Linked DNA regions of Homo sapiens: region 2 is linked to region 1. Evidence: chromatin loops called from intact Hi-C (ENCODE). Cell type or tissue: B cell. All regions are shown on one strand.

Region 1 (5,000 bases):
ATCCATGGAAACTGTGCACCCAGCACCCCTCGCCCCTGGGGTCACTCCCTGTCTGGGCTGTGTGGTTCTCCAGGACTGCCAATCAATGAGGAGAGGGGTGTGGTCCAAGCCTTTCAATCACTGAGGATAGGGGGGTGTGGTCCAAGCCTGTCAATCACTGAAGATGGGGGTGTGTGGCCAAAGCCTGTCAATCACCCAAGAGAGGGGTGTGGCCCAAGCCTGGCCAGTTAGGGGGCCACCCTCACCCTGTTCATAAAAATTATCTCAAGCAGTGGTCATTTGTTTCTGACATGGCTGGTCGGAACCCTTCAGGAGGTGTAACTTGTGGGTGCCAGGAGAGAGAGGGTGTCTCTTTTCCCATTTGATTCTGCTCTGAAAAGATGGGGACCCCAGGCTACCAGAGACCCTCTTTCCATCCCTATAGAGAAAGTGGTCTTCCTCCAGTGATTCCACACCCTGCAGCTGAGGGAGGCAGAAAAAGGTGGGGCTGAAACGTGGGAAGAGAGAAAGAGAAAGAGGAGAAACTGACAACCATGTAAGCTCCTGGATCCAGCCATGCCTGAAGCCCCCATAGAAATCCTAATTATCCAATTTGACAATTTCCACCTTGACTTCAGCTAGCTCGACTCAAGTTTCTATTGCTGGCCATAGAAGACAGTTATGCCTCAAGCACTAGGGGTAGGCAGGTTGGGCTCCCAGTTGAGGGACAGAATTGTCCTAGTTCCAGAGAGAGGGCCCACGGAGCCCAGGCCACCTGCCCTGGGCTGAGACATGGTTGTTTCAAAGGCAGTCACGTATCATTCATCACTAATTCCCCAGTGCAGTGGTTCAAGGCTAACGAGCAGCACTCAGCGCCCACCTCTGCCTCTTTCTGGTTGTAGGTCTTGAACACACCCCCGCCTCCATGTCTGCCTCAGTTTCCGTTACTGGTAAAACAGGGATGATTGTAACAGCACCTGTCTCACGAAGTTTCGAAAATCCCAGAGATCAGGCCAGGCGCACTTTGGGAGGCCGAAGCGGGTGGATCATGAGGTCGGGAGTTCGAGATCAGCCTGGTCAACATAGTGAGACCCCATCTCTACTAAAAAATACAAAAAATTAGCCGGGCGTTGGGGTGGGCGCCTGTAATCCCAGCTACGTGGGAGGCTGAGGCAGGAGAATCACTTGAACCCGGGAGGCGGAGGTTGCAGTGAGCAGAGGTCACGCCACTGCACTCCAGCCTGGGCAACAGTGCGAGACAAGAAAGGAAAGAAAGGAGAGGAGAAGAGAGGACAGGAGAGGAGGGGAGGGGAGGGGAGGGGAGGGGAGGGGAGGGGAGGGGAGGGGGAGGGAGGAAGGAGGAAGGAGGGAGGGAGGGAAGGAGGAAGGAGGAGGAAGGAGGAAGGAGGAGGGAGGGAAGGAGGAGGAAGGAGGAAGGAGGGAGGAGGGAGGGAGGGAAGGAAGGAAAGATCGCAGAGATAAAGCCCTTGTAAAAGTGGCTGCTGCTTCCTCCTCACTCAGTCGACGTGAACTATTTTTATTAGCGAAAAACCAAGAACAACGTCTCCTCCCCACAAAACAAAAGCAAAATAAAAGCCAAAGACAGGTGTGAAGAAGATTTCTGGGAGAGCGCATTTTAAAGAAGGTGGGACTTTCTTCATCCGAGAGCCACCCAACCCAGCATCTCGGCGTGGGCCGGCCTGTACCCCTCGTCAAAGGAACAATTGGCTTGCAAACTGGGAATCTCCGTTAAAACGGACAAGACGATTTTGCTCTTTTCTTGCGGCAACGTCTGAAGATGTGCAAGAAGGGGGTCTGTTTTAGGCCAACCTCAGCCCTCTCTGCGACCCTCGAGAGCTTGTGCAAATGGCACAGCTCCTGCCTGGAGGCTGTGTGTCCTTTTGCAGCACTCTGGTGAGCCCGGGTTAAAAATCACACACCCCAAAGGGAGGCTGAGCTGAGGGCTTTCTCTGGCATTCAGCAGCGTCTCTGGCCTGGATATGCCCTGCTAGCTGGGGTATTTCTGCAGAGCAGCCTCTCCTACCCGAACACTCCCAGGTCCCCGTGACTTACAACGGTGGCTGCAGGGAGGGCAGACGTCCTGGGTGATGCTGGTCTGGTGGTGCTTGTCTGAGCAGCCGTCAAGCTAGGCAGGGGGTCCTGGGGGACCCTCCTCCTGGGCCAGAGGCGGCTGCCCTATGGGAGTGAGCTCCGCACAGGAGCAGGAGTGGAGGGCCAGCTCTCTGCTCTGCTGGGAAAAAAATCCCACTGGCTGTGCCTGCACCGCACCTTGAGACAGACACCAGCAGCCTCCGGAGACCCAGCAAGCTGCTCTTAGCTGCGATCTGTCATCTGCAGACTGAGCTTGGTGCATGGCGGTTATGAAACTGGCCAGAGCAACAATAGATGGAAAAGCTTCCTCTTTTTGGCCCTGGGCCCCAGGGAGCGAGGTCAGGTAATCCGAGGGGGATTTTATGTGTTTTTCTCCTAATGCGGTATTTTTCAATTAGGCTTTAAAAAAAAAAAATGAGTTTGGCCTCCATGTATGCGGGACCATTGCCTCAGAAGGGTTAGTTTAGGATTAGAAAATGGGTTAAACTTAAGGACAGCTTCTCTTGGATATATTGGATATTACTTTATGCTTTATGTGAAAATACTAATTTTTAAAAATATGTATGTCCATAGTCACTATTTGTTTTCTTTTGAGACTGAGTCTCGCTCTGCCTCCCAACCTGGAGTGCAATGGCACCGTCTCCGCTCACTGTCACTTCCTCCTCCCAGGTTCAAATGATTCTGCCTCAGCCTCCCAAGTAGCTGGGAAGACAGGCATACATCACCACACCTGGCTAATTTTTTTTTTTTTTTGTATTTTTTTTTTAGTAGAGACAGGGTTTCATCATGTTGGTCAGGCTGGTCTTGAACTCCTGACCTCAGGTGATCCACCCGCCTCGGCCTCCCAAAGTGCTGGGATTACGGGCATGAGCCACTGCGCCCGGCTGCGTATTCACTATTTAAAAGTAGTCAGTACTCATTGGATGATGCTAAGACAGTTTTTTATTTGGAAGCTTGAGGCTGCAGTGAGCTGAACTGCACTGTACTCACTGTTCGGAACTGAATTGAACTCACACCACTGCACTCCAGCCTGGGTGACAGAGCAGGACCCTGTCTTAAAAATTAAAGGGAGAGCCCTTTATTACAAACAGCGAGCTCAGTATATATTTTCTGAGTGTTGTGTCTGTTACAGGCTGCATTGTACCCTCCCAAATTCATACGTTAAAGTCCTAACCCCTAGGACCACACAATGTGGCTGTATTTGGAGGTTACCTCTTTAAAGAGTTAACTACAGTAAAATGAGGTCACCAGGAGTGGGCCCTGATCCAATAGGACCGGTGTCCTCATAAGAAGAGGAGATGAGGACACAGACACACACAGAGGGACGACACTGTGAGGACACAGGGAGAAGACGGCATCTCCAAGCCCAGGAGAGAGGCCTCAGGAGGAACCAGCCCTGCCCATACCTGGATCTCAGACCTCCAGCCTCCAGGACTGTGGGAGAATCAATGTTTGTTGTTTCTAAGCTGCCCAGTCTATGGTATTCTGGGATAGTCGTTCGAAATGGACAAAGACACCTCATAAGAAGAGGAGATGAGGACACAGACACATACAGAGAGATGACCCTGTGAGGACACAGGGAGAAGACGGCGTCTCCAAGCCCAGGAGAGAGGCCTCAGGAGGAACCAGCCCTGCCCATACCTGGATCTCAGACCTCCACCCTCCAGGACTGTGGGAGAATCAATGTCTGTTGTGTATAAGCCCCCCAGTCTACGGTATTCTGTGACAGCAGCCTGAGATGGACTAAGACACCTCATAAGAAGAGGAGATGAGGACACAGACACACACAGAGAGATGACCCTGTGAGGACACAGGGAGAAGTCGATGTCTCTAAGTCCACAAGAGAGGCCTCAGGAGGAACCAGCCCTGCCCACACCTGGATCTCAGACCTCCAGCCTCCAGGACTGTGGGAGAAACAATGTCTGTTGTTTACAGTCCACCCAGTTTGCAGTGTTTTATTACGGCGGCCGAGCTGACTACCCATCCACTCTGAAGCAGTTGGGAGAAGGCAGACGTCAGAGATGCTGCCGAAACCTAGGCTGAATGGAAGTGAACTTGGGATGCTGCTGAGACCTAGGCTGAATGGACGTCAACTTGGGTACCACTGGCTTCTCCCTGCTGTTGAATCCCAAAGACCATCTCGAGGCCATCTGGAGTCATGCTCCCCCGCCAGCTTCTCAGTAGAGACAGCACGTTACAGGGTGGGAAATGGTTATTCACAATTGTTCAGTGGCTGCCTGCCTTGGCGTTGGGGAGCCACATGAGAAGGCTCACAGCCACAGCCACAGCCCTCCCGGGTGCGACTCCCTGGGATCCTGCCCTCTGCCCTCTCAGAGGGTTTCTCTCTCTCTCCGCTCAGTTCACAGGAAGCAACTTGTCTGCAGTTCCCAAATCTACTTCTTGGAGCCTCTGTCCTCTACTATTTTCCTGGAGGGAACAGGCTGGGAAGGAAGGTGGTGTCCCCTTAAAACATTCAGTCAGCCGCGGCTTCAGACGGAGCAGTCATTTGTAGGTAACTAGGACTTGGGAAGATATTCAACACTGCTTCCTGGGAGTTTTTTTTCTTTCTTTCTTTCTTTTTTGTGAGATGGAGTCTCACTCTGTCTCCCAGGTTGGAGTGCAGTAGCGCGATGTCGGCTCCCTGCAACCTCCGCCTCCCTGGTTCAAGCAATTCTCCTGCCTCAGGCTCCCGAGTAGCTGGGATGACAGGCACCCACCGCACCTGGCCAAGTATTTTTAATATTAGTATTTTAGAAACTCAGTCACTCCGCTAGTAAACCAGTATGGATAGAAATGCAAACATCAGGCCGGGCGTGGTGGCTCACGCCTGTAATCCCAGCACTTTGGGAGGCCGAGGCGGGTGGATCACTTGAGATCAGGAGTTCGAGACCAGTCTGATCAACATGGTG
Region 2 (5,000 bases), 75 kb before region 1:
GACACATGCACACACAGACGTACACACAAGCACAGCAGTGACATGCACACACACCATGCACACAGATACAGATGGGCACACAGACATGCACACACAGACATGTACACATATATCCACAGACACGCAGACACACATACCCTCAGAGACATACACACCACAGAGGTGCACACACACACACGGACTCAGACACAGAGACATTCTGACGTACAGACACGCATGCAAGGACATACCACACAGAGATGTGCACACACAGACTCAGAAACACACAGAGACACAGACACAAGCACAGCAGATGCTCACATATCCACACAGACACACACCATGCACATAGATGCAGACACACAGACAAGCACACCCAGACACATGCACACAGACACACAACCACAGCAGTCACATATGCACACAACCACCGGCCCACAGCATGCACACAGATGCAGACGTACACACAGACACATGCACACAGGGACACACAACCACAGCAGTCACATACACACACACACCTACCAGCACACAGCATACACACAAATGCAGACACAGACGGGCACACAGACGCACATACACAGACATGCACACATATATCCACACGGATGCACACACATCACCTCACAGAAACATATGCAACCACACACCACAGAGACTTGCAGACACGTGGACACACAGTCTCATGCACAGACACACACACAAGGACATACTACACAGACGTGCACACACAGTTACATATGCACGGAAGACACACACCATGCACACAGATACAGACACAGACATGCACACACACACACATGCACACAGACACACAAGCACGACAGTCATATGCACACAGACACCCACCGGCTCACAGCATGCACACAGATGCAGACACACACACACAGACATGCACACATATACCCACACAGACACACACACATACTCTCACAGAAACATATGCAACCACACACCAGAGACGTGCACACACATGCGGATGCAGACACACACACACACAGACATGCTCACGCACAGACATGCTCCATGTCACAGGTATGCTCCAGGGCATACCACACACATGCACACAGAGAGACACACACACACAAGCACCGTAGACAGTCCCATTTGCACACACATACCCACCATGGAAACGCCCAGGCAGAAACACAGGTGCACACACAGCCATGCCCTCTGTCTAGAAAGAGATGCTGCAGTCTGGAAAAGGTTAGCAGGGTGAACAGGAGGAGGGCTCACCTGCTGCGAAGTGGATCTGCACTGCCTGCGGTCCGGGGGGTTGGAAGTGGGCGGCCAGCTCGATAATGTCTGGGAGGTCAAACACAGTCACCTGCATACGAGGGTACTCACGGGCCAGCTCTCGGGCCAGTGCACCCGTGCAGCCTGCGGGGAAGCAAATGCATGCTCTGTGGCTGGGTCGTCTATGGAACTCTGACGACTCTCCAAAGCTCAACTGGGGCAGAAGTAATGTTCAAGGGCATGGCATTGATTCCCATGCTGGAAGGGAAAGCCAGTGGTGGGGAGCTCGCTGGTATCCCAGACAAGACTGTACAAGCAGGTGAGTGTGGGGGCACAGACCTGCAGGGAAATCCTTCCAGCCCAGGGGTGGAGGGCTGTACTCCCTTCTCCTTCCTGCCGTGGGGATGTAGACACAATGGCCGGTGCTACAGCAGCCACTCTGGGCCACGTGTAGGGGGCACAGACCTACAGGGAAATCCTTTCTGCCCAGGGGTGGGGGCTGTACTCCTCCCTTCTCCTTCCTGCCATGGGGATGCAGACACGATGGCTGGTGCTACAGCAGCCACTCTGGACCACAAGGAGGAGAGGCATTCAGAGGTTGGGGAAATGTAAGCTGATGGTGTGAGAATCGTCCCAGGCCCCGATCCCCCAGCAGCCCTTGGGAATGTGTCTACTGCTCCACCCACTGTCCAGGGCTGGGGTGGGGTGGAGGGTGAGTCAGGATATAATCAGACTTGCTGAGGGGAATCCAGGGGTTCCAAGGTGCTCTGCCTCAGCTCCGCAGCCAAAAGAGAGGGCCCCGGAGTTTCTAGGGGGGCATTTAGGCATCCCCGGGGTCCTCCTGGAACTTGGGAATATCCACCCATGATCTGGGACTCAGCCTGGCCCGGTTCAGGTCGTTATCAGGTTTGTCAATGGAAAAAGGCAGTTGGTAGGTGTCCTGAGCAGGGAAGATACCTGTGGCTTAATAAACGAAAGTAAGGAGAGCCCTGGCGGGGGGGCCACCCACCTCCCACGTCGCAGGCGGAGGAGAAGCGGGACAGATTGAAGGCCGTGGCCACCTGGCACGCAGTCAGCTTCGTCATGCCGTGCATGGCCCGCATGAACCTCAGCCGCGTCTCCGGGCTCTGGTAGTACGCATCCTGGAACACAGCAGGTGCTTAGGGGCACCAGAGAACACGGGGCGAGGGCTCGCCCAGCCTCTCCCTGGGGGTCGGGGGGAGAAGTGCAGGGCTCCAGAGCGTGGGGGCTCAGCCGCGCCTGGGCTGCAGAGCGGGCTTCATGCCACAGCTGTGTGGGCTACTCTTGTCTGTGTGGGGGCTGGGCTGGCTGGGGACAGAGGACCCCAAAGTGGTGGACGATCTCCTTGGAATCACTTGGTCCACACCACAGCCTGAACTCCAAGCGTCTGACTTTCGCAGTAGGCTTTTCACAATAAAGCTTTTCACCCTGGAGGCTCCGGGTGGCCCACAAACACCTCACTGGAGAAAACCAGGAGAGAAGCCACAATGTCTCTGCAGGTGCCCCGGCTCAGCCTTCACCACAATGGTGCGGTGTGCAGAGGGGGCTCCTCCGAGAATTCTGGTGTGCAGAGGAGAAGCTCCTCCGAGCTTCTCCAAGTCCCCCCAGTGGCACCTACCCCGGGTCCCAGAGGAGCCCAGGCTCATCCTGGCTCAGTGCTGTGTCCAGGGTTCGCCTGGACATCCCGTCCCTGCAGGGCAAGCAAGCCCAGCTGAGGATGCTTCTGAGCCCCGCTCCCAGCAGGACAGCCGGTCTCCATCCTGGCTCCCTAAATCTCGCGGGGGCTCCCCGGCCCTCCCCTGCGTGGGTGGCAATCATGGGGCTCAGGGATCTGTCCTCTGCGATGCCCACGCTGGCTGCTCACGCCAGCTCAGGGCCCCTGTCCGTGCCTCTCGGCTTCTCCACCACTGGCTTCTCTCTCTGACTCTTTCTCCCTTGGTCTCTGTCTGTCTGTCTCTGTCTCCGTCTGTGTGTCTCTGTCTTCCTCTTTCTCTCTCTCTGTTTCTGTCTCCTGTCTCTGTTTCTTTCTATCTCCCTCTGTCTCTGTCTCTATGTCTGTCTCCTGTTTCTGTCTCTATCTGCCTCTATCTCTGTCTCTCCAAGCCTCCCTGTCTCTGTCTCCCATCTCCCTCTATGTGTCTGTCTGTCTCCATCTTTGTTTCTGTCTCCCTATCTCTGTCTCCGCCTCCCTCTGTCTCTCAAGTCTCCCTGTCTCTCCATCTCTCTCCCTATCTCACTATCTGTCTCCCATCTCCGTGTCTGTCTCACTCTATCTCTGTCTCTGTCTTTCTGTCTCCCTGTTTCTGTCTCCCTCTATCTCCCTGTCTCTGTCTGCCTCCATCTCTGTCTGTCTCTGTCTCCCTCTATCTTTCTGTCTGCCTATCTCTCTCTCTGTGTCTCCCTGTCTGTATGTCTCTCCCCAACATCTGCAGGAAGCCCCCGGCTCCCTGGGGCTCATCTCTGCATCACACACACACACCCTGACTCCGTGCTCACTGCCACAGAAGCTCGGCCAGCGCTGCCAAGGAGGCATGAGGCCACGGCCAGCCGAGCCCACAGCAGACTCCCCACGCCTGGCTGGCACAGCCCTGCAGACCGAGACCCACCCATCTGCACAGGCCCCACGGACCCCACCATATCTCACACGTCCACCTCAGGAAGGTTCTGGGCGGGGAAAGGGGAAGGAGGGGCGAGAGGATGCAGGGAGCGCTTTGCAAACAGCGGCCTCAGATAAGCAAGTGTCAGTTCCATTGAAGCAAAGAAGAAACAGGGCATTCATTTAAGGCAGCCTGTCCAACTCCTTCCTATTTCTATTTTTCAGACAGAGTCTTGTTCTGTCACCCGGGCTGGAGTGCAGCAGCACCATCACGGCTTACACTGCAGCCTTGACCTCCCAGGTTCAAGTGATCTTCCCACCCACCTGGGCCTCCCAAAGTAGCTGCCTAATCATACCTGGCTAATCGTTAATTTTTTTTTTTTTTTTTGAGATGGAGTTTCGCTCTGTCACCCAGGCTGGAGGGCAGTGGCGTGATCTCAGCTCACTGCAACCACCACATCCCGGGTTCAAGTGATTCTCCTGCCTCAGCCTCTTGAGTAGCTGGGACTACAGGCACGCGCCATCATCCCCAGCTAATTTTTTTTTTGTATTTTTAGTAGAGATGGGGTTTCAGCACGTTGGCCAGGTTGGTCTCGCACTCCTGACCTCAGGTGATCAGCCCACCTTGGCCTCCCAAACTAGCTGGGATTACAGGCTCATGCCACCATGCCCAGCCTAACTGTTAATTTTTTGTAGAGATGGGGGTCTCACTATGTTGCCCAGGCTGGTCTCAAACTCCCGGGCTCAAATCATCCTCCCAACTTGGCCTCCCAAAGTGCTGGGAGTGACAGGTGTGAGCCCCTGAGCATGGCCTTCAAACCTGTTTCTAGGAGGAAATTCTATTTTCATCAGCTGCTGGATAACAGTGGAGGATGTCTAAGTTGCACCTGTTCCAGGGCTGAGTGACACAAGAGCCACGGCACTAAGTTCTCCAGGCAGAACGAGCCAAGCCTTTGGGATCTGTCAGACTGGAGACAGACTGGTCAAGGTGCCTACTGATCTGTGTGTCAAAGTGTTTTAGCAAAATGCACGCTAGACGGAAAGGTGTCCGCGGGGGTGTTATGCTACCTGGAACAGATCTTCCGCCTTCTTCCCCAACGCCCTGTGGTGCTGGTTTGTTCCCTCTCGGATGGCAAACTCCAGGTATGTAAAGAGGTTCCATGTGAGG

The links. Hi-C counts contacts between places; a loop is a spot of excess contacts. Peaks named below come from ENCODE experiments on the same cell type or tissue, not always from the same donor. Only the 100,000 strongest peaks of a DNase experiment are listed, where the experiment ranks them.
Region 2: a loop joins it to region 1, with 14 times the contacts of the local background. A loop is called at or near these places in 1 of 110 quality-filtered maps.

The regions. Positions count from the first base shown.
Region 1 is chrX:1,492,041-1,497,040 of GRCh38, forward strand. The region is part of intron 1 of P2RY8 (P2Y receptor family member 8); the gene reads right to left. Among named protein-coding and RNA genes, the nearest start is that of ASMTL, 42 kb to the left of the region's middle. In B cell, no CTCF peak of the experiment used is centred here; DNase peaks (open chromatin) are centred at 151, 751, 1,571 and 2,361; H3K4me3 peaks cover 1,238 bases; H3K27ac peaks cover 3,959 bases.
Region 2 is chrX:1,416,758-1,421,757 of GRCh38, forward strand. ASMTL (acetylserotonin O-methyltransferase like) reads right to left here. Exons shown (of 13, transcript NM_004192.4): 9 at 4,901-5,000; 10 at 2,225-2,357; 11 at 1,216-1,359. Among named protein-coding and RNA genes, the nearest start is that of ASMTL-AS1, 19 kb to the left of the region's middle. In B cell, no CTCF peak of the experiment used is centred here; no DNase peak of the experiment used is centred here.